Linked DNA regions of Homo sapiens: region 1 is linked to region 2. The links are chromatin loops, found by intact Hi-C in ENCODE. Cell type or tissue: PC-9. All regions are shown on one strand. Each heading gives the region's core, and the rest is flanking DNA. Links, peaks and the distances in the headings are about the cores only. Region 1 overlaps MECOM (MDS1 and EVI1 complex locus). Region 2 has its middle 4.9 kb from the start of MECOM.

Region 1 (5,380 bases), core at 147-5,146, 350 kb before region 2:
GTGGAAGACAGTATGGCGATTCCTCCAGGATCTAAAACCAGAAATACCATTTGACCCAGCAATCCCATTACTGGGTATATACCCAAAGGATTATAAATCATTCTACTATAAAGACACATGCAGGGCTGGGCACAATGGCTCATGTCTGTAATCCCAGCACTTTGAGAGGCCTAGGCAGGTGGATCACCTGAGGTCAGGAGTTCGAGACCAGCCTGGCCAACATGGTGAAACCTCGTCGCTATTAAAAATACAAAAATTAGCTGGGCATGGTGGTGGGTGCCTGTAATCCCAGCTACTCGGGAGGTGAGGCAGGAGAATCCCTTGAACCTAGGAGGCAGAGGTTGCAGTGAGCCAAGATCGCACCACTGCCCTCCAGCCTGGGTGACAGAGTGAGACTCTGTCTAAAAAAAAAAAAAAAAGACACATGCACATGTATGTTTATTGCAGCACTATTCACAATAGCAAACACTTGGAAACAACCCAAATGCCCATCAGTGATCGACTGGATAAAGAAAATGTGGTACATATACACCATGCAATACTATGCAGCCATAAAAAGGATGAGTTCATGTCCTTTGCGGGGACATGGATGAAACTGGAAACCATTATTCTCAGCAAACTAACACAGGAACAGAAAACCAAACACTGCATGTTCTCACTCGTAAGAGGGAGTTGAACAATGAGAACACATGGACATGGGGAAGGGAACACCACACACTGGGGCCTGTCAGGGGGTGGGGGGTAGGGGAGGGATAACATTAGGAGAAATACCTAATATAGATGACGGGTTGATGGGTGCAGCAAACCACCATGGCATGTGTAAACCTGCACATTCTGCACATGTATCCTAGAACTTAAAGTATAATAAAAAAAAAATCAGCACACCACTCTTTAGTGTCTATAATGAATTGGTCATATGGAAACAGATGTTAACGGTTGGGAAGAAGAGAGAATTGTGTAATGGAAAAATAACAGAGTTTATTTTGGAAATGAGAGTCTTAGCTCCATCATCAGTAGCTGTGAGAAAGTGGGAAAGTTATCAATCTCTCTTCTGCCCTATGTGTAAAGTGGGGAAATGATACCTACTTCAGAGGGTTGTTGTGTGAACTAAATGAGATAAGGTATAACATGACTGTGGACACATGGGTGATAGAACCTCAACCAGTTAACTGTCTTGGTTAACAAGATGAGAGTCAAGAAATATTTCAAATGTATAGCATCTTATTAGAGGTGGAGAAGGAGCTTGTAAATCACCTAACCAGACCCCTTCACATGTTCAAAGGATTTAACAAGAGGTCGTACGGTGACTTTGCCCAGAGCAATTTCAGAAGAGTAGTAGAGATAAGACGATTGTCTAGAGAAATAATAGTAGATAAAGAAATGGAGAAATGGATGTAGACAATCCTTTTAAGACGTGTGACGATGAAGGGAAGGAGAGAAAAATAAGGGATTGGATGCGGATTTTAGAATGTATGTGCCTGTTAGGTCTTTTTAGGATGGGAGAATTTGAGCTTTTGGATGGTTAAAGGTTAAGGTCAGATATAATTAGGAGAAACATATGTCATCCAAACCAGATGTTTTTGAGGGTAAAAGAGGATGCTACTTATGCTGACACAATAGGAATAAACTGGGACTGTCTGAGGCCAGCCAGAAAGTCTGGTGATCCTAAGGATACAAAGTGATGTTGAAGACATACAGAGAGAAAGAAAAATTGATGACGTAAGGTCCCTGAGGAGGAAGGATAAAGAGGGATCTGAGTAGAGGTATAGTTGGTCAGGAGGAAACGGTAATTAAAGACTAACCCTTTCCCAGGTTCTAGTCACAGATCTAAAGCCAATGACCCCCCTGTTTTCAGAGAGCTTACAATTTAGTGCACTGATTATCATGGTATAAGAGGAAAGAAGGAAGGGAATGGGATGGTCCACCAGTGGAAGAACCCATAATATTTTCAAGAAAACGTCCTAGAATTTCAATAGGGGACAAGTGTATTTTGAAAAGCATAGTCAATATTGTAATTCAGTGAAATGAAACTGTATTTTCTTTCTTTTTTATTGGCCACATCTTTATTTTGACATTTTGAGCAACACTGTAGAGAACTGTTATATTGTGTTTTTGTTTTTGCTTCATTATTACAGGAAGACATAAGCTAAGAAATTCTGATGGAGTGATAGGAAAAAGCTGCCCTTTTGTGAGCATATATTACTTTCTAGGTTCTGTGCTAGAATATATTTTATAAATGAACTGCCAGTAACTGGATGAGAAATCTGAGGCTCAGAGGGGCTAATAACTTACCAGAAAATAACCCAGGGTCTCCATGAGGGGATTTGGCAATGGGTCTGTGCTTCAAAGCTGGTGTGCTTCCTGTTGGTAAGTACAGCCATGCCAGGATAGGAAGGCCACCACTCTAATATAATTCCATGAACATTCATATCTAAGACACTGGAAGGATGTACAGTCTATGCTCAAGAAGTAAAACTTATTGGACAAAAAATATAAACTACTACATTAAAAGTAAATTGTGAAATGCTAAATGGATAGGAAAAGTGCTGTTAGAATACAAAGAGTGGGCCGGGTGAGGTGGCTCACTCCTGTAATCCCAGCACTTTGGGAGGCCAAGGCAGGTGGATCACGAGGTCCGGAGATTGAGACCATCCTGGCTAACACAGTGAAACCCAGTCTCTACTATAAATCCCAAAATTAGCTGGGCATGGTGGCACGCGCCTTTACTCACAGCTACTTGGGAGGCTGAGGCAGGAGAATCACTTGAGCCCGGGAAGGTGGAGGTTGCAGTGAGCTGAGATTGCAACACTGCACTCCAGCCTGGGTGACAGAGCGAGACTCCGTCTCAAAAAAAAAAAAGAGTTTAAATCTGGTTTAACTGGTTCAATCTGATCAGAAAATGTATCTCAGAAAAGAAGGTAGCTAAACAAAGCCTTGAAGAGTTGGGCAGTGACTCTTCAGGGAGATGGAATGTGGACCTATGTGGTTTTGTGGAGGGAGGGTGGGACAAGCGTGGTCAGGGAGGACTTGCTTAACACTTAAGGGAGGAGGTCAAACATGAACAGCAGTACAGATACAAGGTTCAATTAGTTTTACCAAAACATGAGACATGGCACTAGAAAAGACAGTGGAAGAGACATTTTTGGAAAGGAAAGAGGAAAGACACTACTCATGGTTGCTGTCCTAATTAAATATCAAACTAATGAAACTGGATTTCTTTCTGAAGAACACAGGGAGCCACCGAAGTGATTTTTTTTCCAGTTTCTGAGGCTGTCCTTCCAGAGCTGGGATTATTAAAGGACACACAGTTTCTCCATGTATCTCCAGCTTTGCTTACATAATCTTACAAAATAATATTGGTTTCTTCACATGTGGCACCCCTTGTCAACACCATCATTTATTTCTGAACTATAAGAAGTTACTTGAATTTCTGGTGGTGTGATATGACACTTGGATTTAGCATGAAAATTAACTGAATCTCGTGTGTGTTTCCTCTTAGGTGGTACTGAGAGTATTTCTAACCCCACGATGTTATCTAGACCCAAATATTTTTCTTCTTTATTTTCTTTATTTGAGATGTGATGGAACCTGCCAATAGAGGTATAAAGATAACACCTATTTGGCCAGATTGGGAATTAGGTGCAAGGGCTAACACCCAATTTTATTTTATTCATTCACAAAGAGGCTCTAGGGCTTTGTCTTTTGTATACCGCTTTATTCTCCATACTCATTGACCTCCTTGGCAGCTCACTAGTCTCTCAATAGGCTATAGGTGTAAAGAACTCCTTCATTAAAAATCACATGAAAACTTTTTTCCCAAGCCTGACCAAGACTTATCAGGATGGAACCAACTGAACAACTTAATAAAGTTTCCTCTTTGAGGAGTGAAGGACTATACAGTTAATTCTTCCTGGAGTGTTCACCACTGTAAAAAGAAAAAAAAAATTATAAAGACAGCAAATGCCAATGAGTACCTACTAAAGGTAAATGATACCAATTCATCCACTGAGAAGCTCATAAAAGGCCGGCCACAGTGGCTCATGCCTGTAATCCCAGAACTTTGGGAGGCCGAGTCAGGCATATCACCTGAGGTCAGGAGTTCAAGACCAGCCTGGCCAACATGGCAAAACCCCATCTCTAATAAAAATACAAAAATTAGCCAGCCATGTTGGCATACACCTGTAATCCCAGCTACGTGGGAGGCTGAGGCAGGAGAATCACTTGAACCCGGGGGGGGCAGAGTTTGCAGTGAGCTGAGATTGCACCACTACACTCCAGCCTGCATGACAGAGCAAGACTCCGGTAAAAAAAAAAAAAAAAAAAAAAAAAAAAAGCAGCAGCAACAGCTCATACAATGATGAAACACATTTTAGGAAAAAAAGAAATGGTTTTCCAGGGAAAACATGTAATATCCTGGGACCAATCTGTTAGACCTTAGACATGCAGAGTCATCATATGCACTCACACATATGCTTCACAACTGTTACTGAAACCAGGAGAGTTATCCTCCCTAGGATCTACCTTGACCCAGAAGGAACCAGCTTGAGGAGGTCAGAAACCAGTGCTGAGTAAAGGGCCATCACTTCTTTACCCCTCCTTCCCCCAGTATTGGGTGTGTGTTTCCCTTCTAGAGGCTTTATTTGGGAGTTCCATGTGGTAGTAAAATATGAAGTCATTAGAAATTCATCAGTGAATGATGGATTTCCTTTGGTTGCACAGCCACTGGGTCTGTCTTCCTGTTCCATGGAAGCACGTAGGCATTTGGACGGCCTATGAATTAGAGAAGAGAGAGGCAGACAGACAGGCAGGCCAGGGAATGCTTATCTAAAAGCAACAGTATGTCAAGATCTCAATATTGAACCCAGAAACTAATTTATGGCAAGCCTAATGTTTTTCAGTAAAAGAACATGTAACAGTTTACCAAATGTGACCACAGTCTTTCTGCCCAGGAGGCCACCAAAGGACCTGAATGTTGCCTCTACAGCCCTTCCCTCAAACAATGCATCCTTGTTCCACAGCCTCCCAGCTGTGACAGCCATGATAAAAATGGAGATTGTTTTTATACTCTATGTGCTGTTTGTACACTGACAGCAGCATGGTTATTCGCCAAATAATCAGAGTATGTTGGCATTTTTATAAATAAAGTGCTTGGGTTTGACAGTAATCTGTGCAAGGAAGACTTGGAGGATGGACAAAAATGTCTTCTTTCCCATGCAGAGGAAAAAAGCCTCCTTGGCTATTTTTCAGCACACTAACATCTCTTCTGACTAAAAGGCAGCCAGGAGCATAGCTATGACATCAGCCCAGCCGAAGCCCAGCTCTCTCCAAAAGGACACAGGGAAGTATTTCTTTCCTCCATGGCTTGCAGGAATGTGTTCCT
Region 2 (5,380 bases), core at 255-5,254:
GGAGGTTAAGAGGGGTGCAAGAAATGTTCCTAGGAAAGGAGGGGACCAAGGTACCAAACTCTGAGATTAAATGCAAGACCCACATGTGAAGCTGAGCTTGCTGTTGCTGCTGAGAAATTATAAACCACGTGGAGGGTTGGGGAGGTAGGGGGTGGGTTCTGTGAGGGGAACTGGGTGGGAGGTGGAAGACTGAAGTGAATCGGAGTCTCCGAACCTCCAAATTTAAAGGTCCCCGTCTTTTAAACTTTTCTAGAAGGGGGGTTGGCGGAGTGGGAGGCGGAATGAGGCGCGGCTGGAGTACCCCTCCCCTTCTGGTTTGAAGTCTCCGCTGTCGCTTCAGCGCTCCAGCTTTCTCCCTGGTCTTTCTAACAGTTTCGGGCCACGAGAAAATCCAACCCCTTCTAACAAATAATAAACGCAAACTCTTCTCTGTCCCCAGACCAAGCCATTGTGAAAAGACAAGACATCGTCTTTTAAATAAATAAAAGTATTCTCAATATCATTCGTTTTTTATTTTCAAACCTAAAAGCTGGGCTTCTTTTCCTTTTCTCTCCTTTTCTTTTTCTTTCTTTATCATTAGCTTTCTGCCCTAAGTGTGCGCTAATAAAGAGCTAAGTTGCTAGTTCAAGTGTGTTTAACCTGATGGAGCAAACACCCAGCAGCAACCGGTCGCGCTCGCGGCTGATAGCGCCGCGACCTCTGCGCGTCCGCCCCGGCCGGTTCCCATTCTCAAGTGCCTGGACCCTGTCACTTCCACCTGTCCCAGTCCCAGCCGTGAGACCAGAGCAGGTGACTGTTCAGCAGCCCCTAGAGTTCCCGACACCCTCTGACGGGATGTCTGAGCTGTCGCTGGCCCAAGAGAAAAGAGGCCTCCAACAAGTTGGCGGAGCTGCCCTAGCTACCCGCCCCCACCCCACCTCTCGCCTTTCCCTCTCCTCCTGAAATTCGTTTTCTTGGGGGACAGTAGCATGCATTCCAACGTTTCCTTGTGTTTTCTCCCACGGAAGCGAGCATCCTGGAAGCAGTGCCTCGTTGGAAAGTCGATGGGTTTACAGACTGTCTGGGTTTGCTTGTTTTATTGCTGTCACTTTTTGTTTCGTGTTTTTGTTTGTTTAGCAGAAGTGAAGAGATTGAGATAGAAGTTAGAAGGAAAATGGGACATTGATGAGAAAGACACAGACAAGTATATCCCTTCCCCAACTATATTTTTTAAATTAATGTTAGAAATGGCAAATAACCGATTTTCAATACATTACATGCAACAGGAAGTTTTCCTTTCCTCTCATTTTAATTGAACCGGCCCCACGGTATCTTTGGAAGAAAGTTTGAATTCTTTATGGAGGTATTTCGAGGCCTATTGTCTTTGTGCAGTGAACTTTACATCATGCTATTCAATCACAACCTATATTCTCCTGGCTACCAGCAAGATTAATTTAATCATTGTAATGCAATTATTAATACTGTTTACCCAATGCTGGGTTTCAGGTTGGCTGTTAAGAAATTAAACTCTCGCTGGGTGACCAGAGCTAGGCAGGGGTTTCTTCATGTTGAAATGAAACAGTCCTCTTTATTTAGTCTCAGGGCTCCAGCTTTCGGCCACCGGCTCAATTAGCCAAAATGGAAACAATTTTCATTCATTGCAATAACTCACTGTTCTGGAGATCGCTTTCAAAATACACACTTTATTATACGCTGACCTCGGTGGCGTGGAGTGGCAATAAAAGAAAGAGGCAGGGAGATCTATCTAGCCCCCTTGGGCTATAATTATTAGAAATTAATTGGGTTCAGGACCCTGGGTAGCCTAGCTAAATTAATAGCTTGTCTAGTGGTTTAAATCCGAATTTTCAGTCCACAGGAGAGAAAGGGAGAGAGTCACAGACATGAAATGCAGACCCAAGGGACGCCTGAGTTTACTTGCAAGACACTCATCTATTAAATAGTGTCCAGAATACATTTGAGTTGAGGAGGGGGGCTGAAGTAGGAGGGAGCAGGGGCGACAAGAAAGAATGGAGCAAGATGGGGAGGGAGGCTGAGAGTGAGCGAAAAGGTCTCGAGTTGATTTTATTCGATTTTTCTTGTCTGCATTGTTTTCGGGAGGGGTTGCATTTAGGGGTTAAAATAAAAAATAAAGATCCTGTGTACTCGGAGCTGTCGTGCCGGAGTAAAAGTGAAAAGGGAGCCTTAGGCAAAAGGAAATTACTGCGAGCCCGCGTGACCTTTCAGGGAGGTAATCAATCAAGTGATCAACAGGGATATTTATCATCGCTATATAGGACTACTTCGCCCTGCACAGGCGGGGTGGGGGTGGGGCTGGGGGAGCGAGAGGAGGGTGGAGACACGCGCGCACTCACACACACACACTCACAAAAGTTTGAACAAACCTGATAAGCCTCGAGATAGAACACGTAGGCTTTAATGTTAAAGCTACCTGATTTGTCTGACATTGTCAGAGAAATACACACACATACACATATAAGCACACATCCAGGCAGCAGCGGCTGCATGAAGGTGTTAACTTTGAATGATCCGCCACGCTTTGCCCTAAAAGGGAAGCTTGCAGAGAAATGCGCGCTTTGAACGCCGGCGAGGCGACAGCTCAGGGCTAGCTCGGCTTCCACGTCCAGCCAGGGAAAGGGAGCCACGGGCCGCAAAGGGCGCGGGGCGGCTGGGGGCACCCCTCTCCACAGCGTCTCGACGCCGGGGCCTGAGACACGGAACAGCCTCCTCTTCCTGCGAAATCCTCGCGCTGCCGGGGCGGCATGGCACAGCGAGGCGCGCTCGGGACCAGCCGGCTCAGCGAGTACGCGCAGCTGGTGTTCGGCGGCCGGGCGATTTCTGCCCAGTTACCTTCTCTACCTCGTAAAACTTGCCGTTTTGTAAATTGCGTTTTCGGTCCCAGATTTCTTAGCAAATCATTCGGTTTTACAATCCTACTCCCTCCCCCTAGTTCAACATCCTCCCATCCAACTTCTGATGTGTATATAAGGTACGGGGAGCAGGGAGCGGTCAGGGTAGCTGGCTTTTAATAATAATGACGATGATGACATTAAATAGTCGATTTAAAATCTGGGCCCCCGCCCCGCTCGGGAATTATAATCAGCAGTTCTTTGGAGAGAACGTCGGGCTGATTACTAGCCCATGGGGTTGAAGAACCATTTCCCGAAGGGTTTATGAAACGCAGGTTGGAGTGATGCGCGCCGCCTCCCAGGTGGCGAGCCTAGGTTCCTGCAGTGTGGGAATGTGGGGCCGCGCCAGGGCCGTGCCTATTGGCACCAGGTGCTAAGCTCGCGGTCCCCCACCAGCCGCTCTGGCCGCCCTCTCCGGGCTCGGCGCGGCCTCCTCCCGCACAGCCTAGTCTGCGGCGCCCTCGCCTGGTTTCTTTGGCCGCGGCAGCTCTGGTGCTCACGCCGCTTAGGGCTCCAGCTGTGCACAGTAGCCGCCTGGGCGTGGGGGTGGGAAACAGCTGGAGCGCCCCGGGGAGGCGCGGGTTGGGGTGGAAAGGAACCCAGCAAGGAGGATTATGAGGCGAGCAAACTCCTGGAGCTGCTACCGGTTTAGAATCAGGAGGAGCAACTTCACGGGGCACGGAACTTGAGCTCCGGAAAGAAACCAGACTGTTCCTGAGCGATGCCCTGGGAAGTTTGGACCTCTTGGGGTCCCTTCCATTGAAAAAAGAATTACTTGGAAGAGTATTTCTCAAAGTGTAATGTGCATACGAATCGCCTGGGAATCTTGTTAAAATGCAGATTCTGATTCAGTAAGCCTGGGGTGGGGCCCAACATTTCTCAACAGGCTCCTAGGTGATGCAGATGCTCCTCGAAGTGTAGTCGCAGACCAGCAACATCAAGCATCGCCAGGATTTCAATAGAAACTCAAGATCTCAGGCCCCAACCAAACCTACTAAATCAAAATTGACATTTTAACAAGTGATTCACTAGAACGTTGAAGTTGGAGATGCACTGCAATAGAATGTGCCTGGCCAGGTTTTCTTTCTTCTGTCTTAAATCAGGACGCCTCTGTGATTGAACTTCATTTCAAATCCTGCTTTCTGCCGTGGTCACGGGAGAGGATGGAGTCAACGAACCTATCCACGTAAACGCTACATCTCCTCTGGCCCACTGCAGAAACCCTAGACTAACATGCATTGACCACTGAGCTTAGGGGCCAAATGCCACCTGCAAGGCTTCCTTGATTCTTGTCTGATTGACATCTCTTCCAGCCACTTTCCTCAAGCCCCCCTCACCCATTCAGTATTTTGCTGCCAAGTCTATGGCTTTTATTTCTCCCTCCTTACATTACAGTTTTTTGTTTACAGATCTTCCTTCCCCTTTCAGCTGTGGACATCTTGAAAGAGATTATGCCTTATATTCTCCACTTTGTTTTTTCATCTGCAGCATGGAAATAGGCATTTCTTCCCACATAGGATTAATATATAAAAATGCTTTGGAAGCCATGGTTGCCATTGTTAAGAAAAGATGGCAGTATTCAGATTTCAGGGCCATTATACCTTAGATAAATTCTGGGGTCACAAGATTGAGTTGAAACACCTTAAGTATCAAACCACTGGAGGTACAAATCCCAGTCCTCCCTTTTACCAGTTGCATAACTTTAGGCAAATTATTGAACCTCTCTGAGTCCCAGTTACCTCCCCTGTATTATTAGAATAAGTATGTACATCTTGCAGAATACTTGTGATAATTAAAGACAATGTATACAAAGCACCTAGTATGGCGCCTGCTACATAGTAGGAATTTAATAAATGGAGCTATTTAGAGCTCTAAGCTCTAACATTTCATAGTCGGCAAAATAACGAGGGTGTGCGTGTGTGTGTGCATGTCTGTGTGTGAGAGAGACAGAGAGAGAGAGTCAGGGGTCTTGGATACTGCTCTTCCCATTCCCATCTGCAATAAGATAGTTGCCTTTAGTCAGCAGACTGCCCCTCAAGTAGCTGAAGCCTGAGGACTTTGACATACATAGAACTGACTGGTACAATTAGATATTAACATTTCAGTTTAAATGCACATGTGTGTGTGTATGTGTGTGAGAGAGAGAGAGAGAGAGGAGAGAGAGAATGGTTTTAGCTATGGTTTTTGGTTTGTTTTTTGTTGTTGTTGTTGTTGTTGTTTTGTTTTGCTTTGTTTTGAGATGGAGTCTCGCTCTGTCACCCAGGCTGGAGTGCAGTGGCACGATCTCGGCTCACTGAAACCTCTGCCTCCCGGGTTCAAGCAATTCTCCTGCCTGAACCTCCTGAGTAGCTAGAATTACAGGCACACACCATGAGGCCCAGCTAATTATGTATATTTAGTTGAGACATGGTTTCGCCATGTTGGCCAGGCTGGTCTTGAACTCCTGACCTCAGGTGATCCGCCTCCCTCGGCCT

Evidence for each region. Peaks named below come from ENCODE experiments on the same cell type or tissue, not always from the same donor. Only the 100,000 strongest peaks of a DNase experiment are listed, where the experiment ranks them.
Region 1: a loop joins it to region 2, with 4 times the contacts of the local background. A loop is called at or near these places in 1 of 110 quality-filtered maps.

Annotation. Positions count from the first base shown.
Region 1 is chr3:169,318,694-169,324,073 of GRCh38, forward strand. The region is part of intron 2 of MECOM (MDS1 and EVI1 complex locus); the gene reads right to left. Among named protein-coding and RNA genes, the nearest start is that of MECOM-AS1, 130 kb to the right of the region's middle. In PC-9, for the core only: no CTCF peak of the experiment used is centred there; a DNase peak (open chromatin) is centred at 2,948; H3K4me3 peaks cover 507 bases; H3K27ac peaks cover 1,856 bases.
Region 2 is chr3:169,665,914-169,671,293 of GRCh38, forward strand. No RefSeq gene overlaps it. Among named protein-coding and RNA genes, the nearest start is that of MECOM, 4.9 kb to the left of the region's middle. RefSeq lists enhancers at 720-1,236, 3,200-3,701. In PC-9, for the core only: CTCF peaks have their summits at 3,357 (motif pointing left) and 3,559; DNase peaks (open chromatin) are centred at 2,548 and 3,288; H3K4me3 peaks cover 2,064 bases; H3K27me3 peaks cover 371 bases.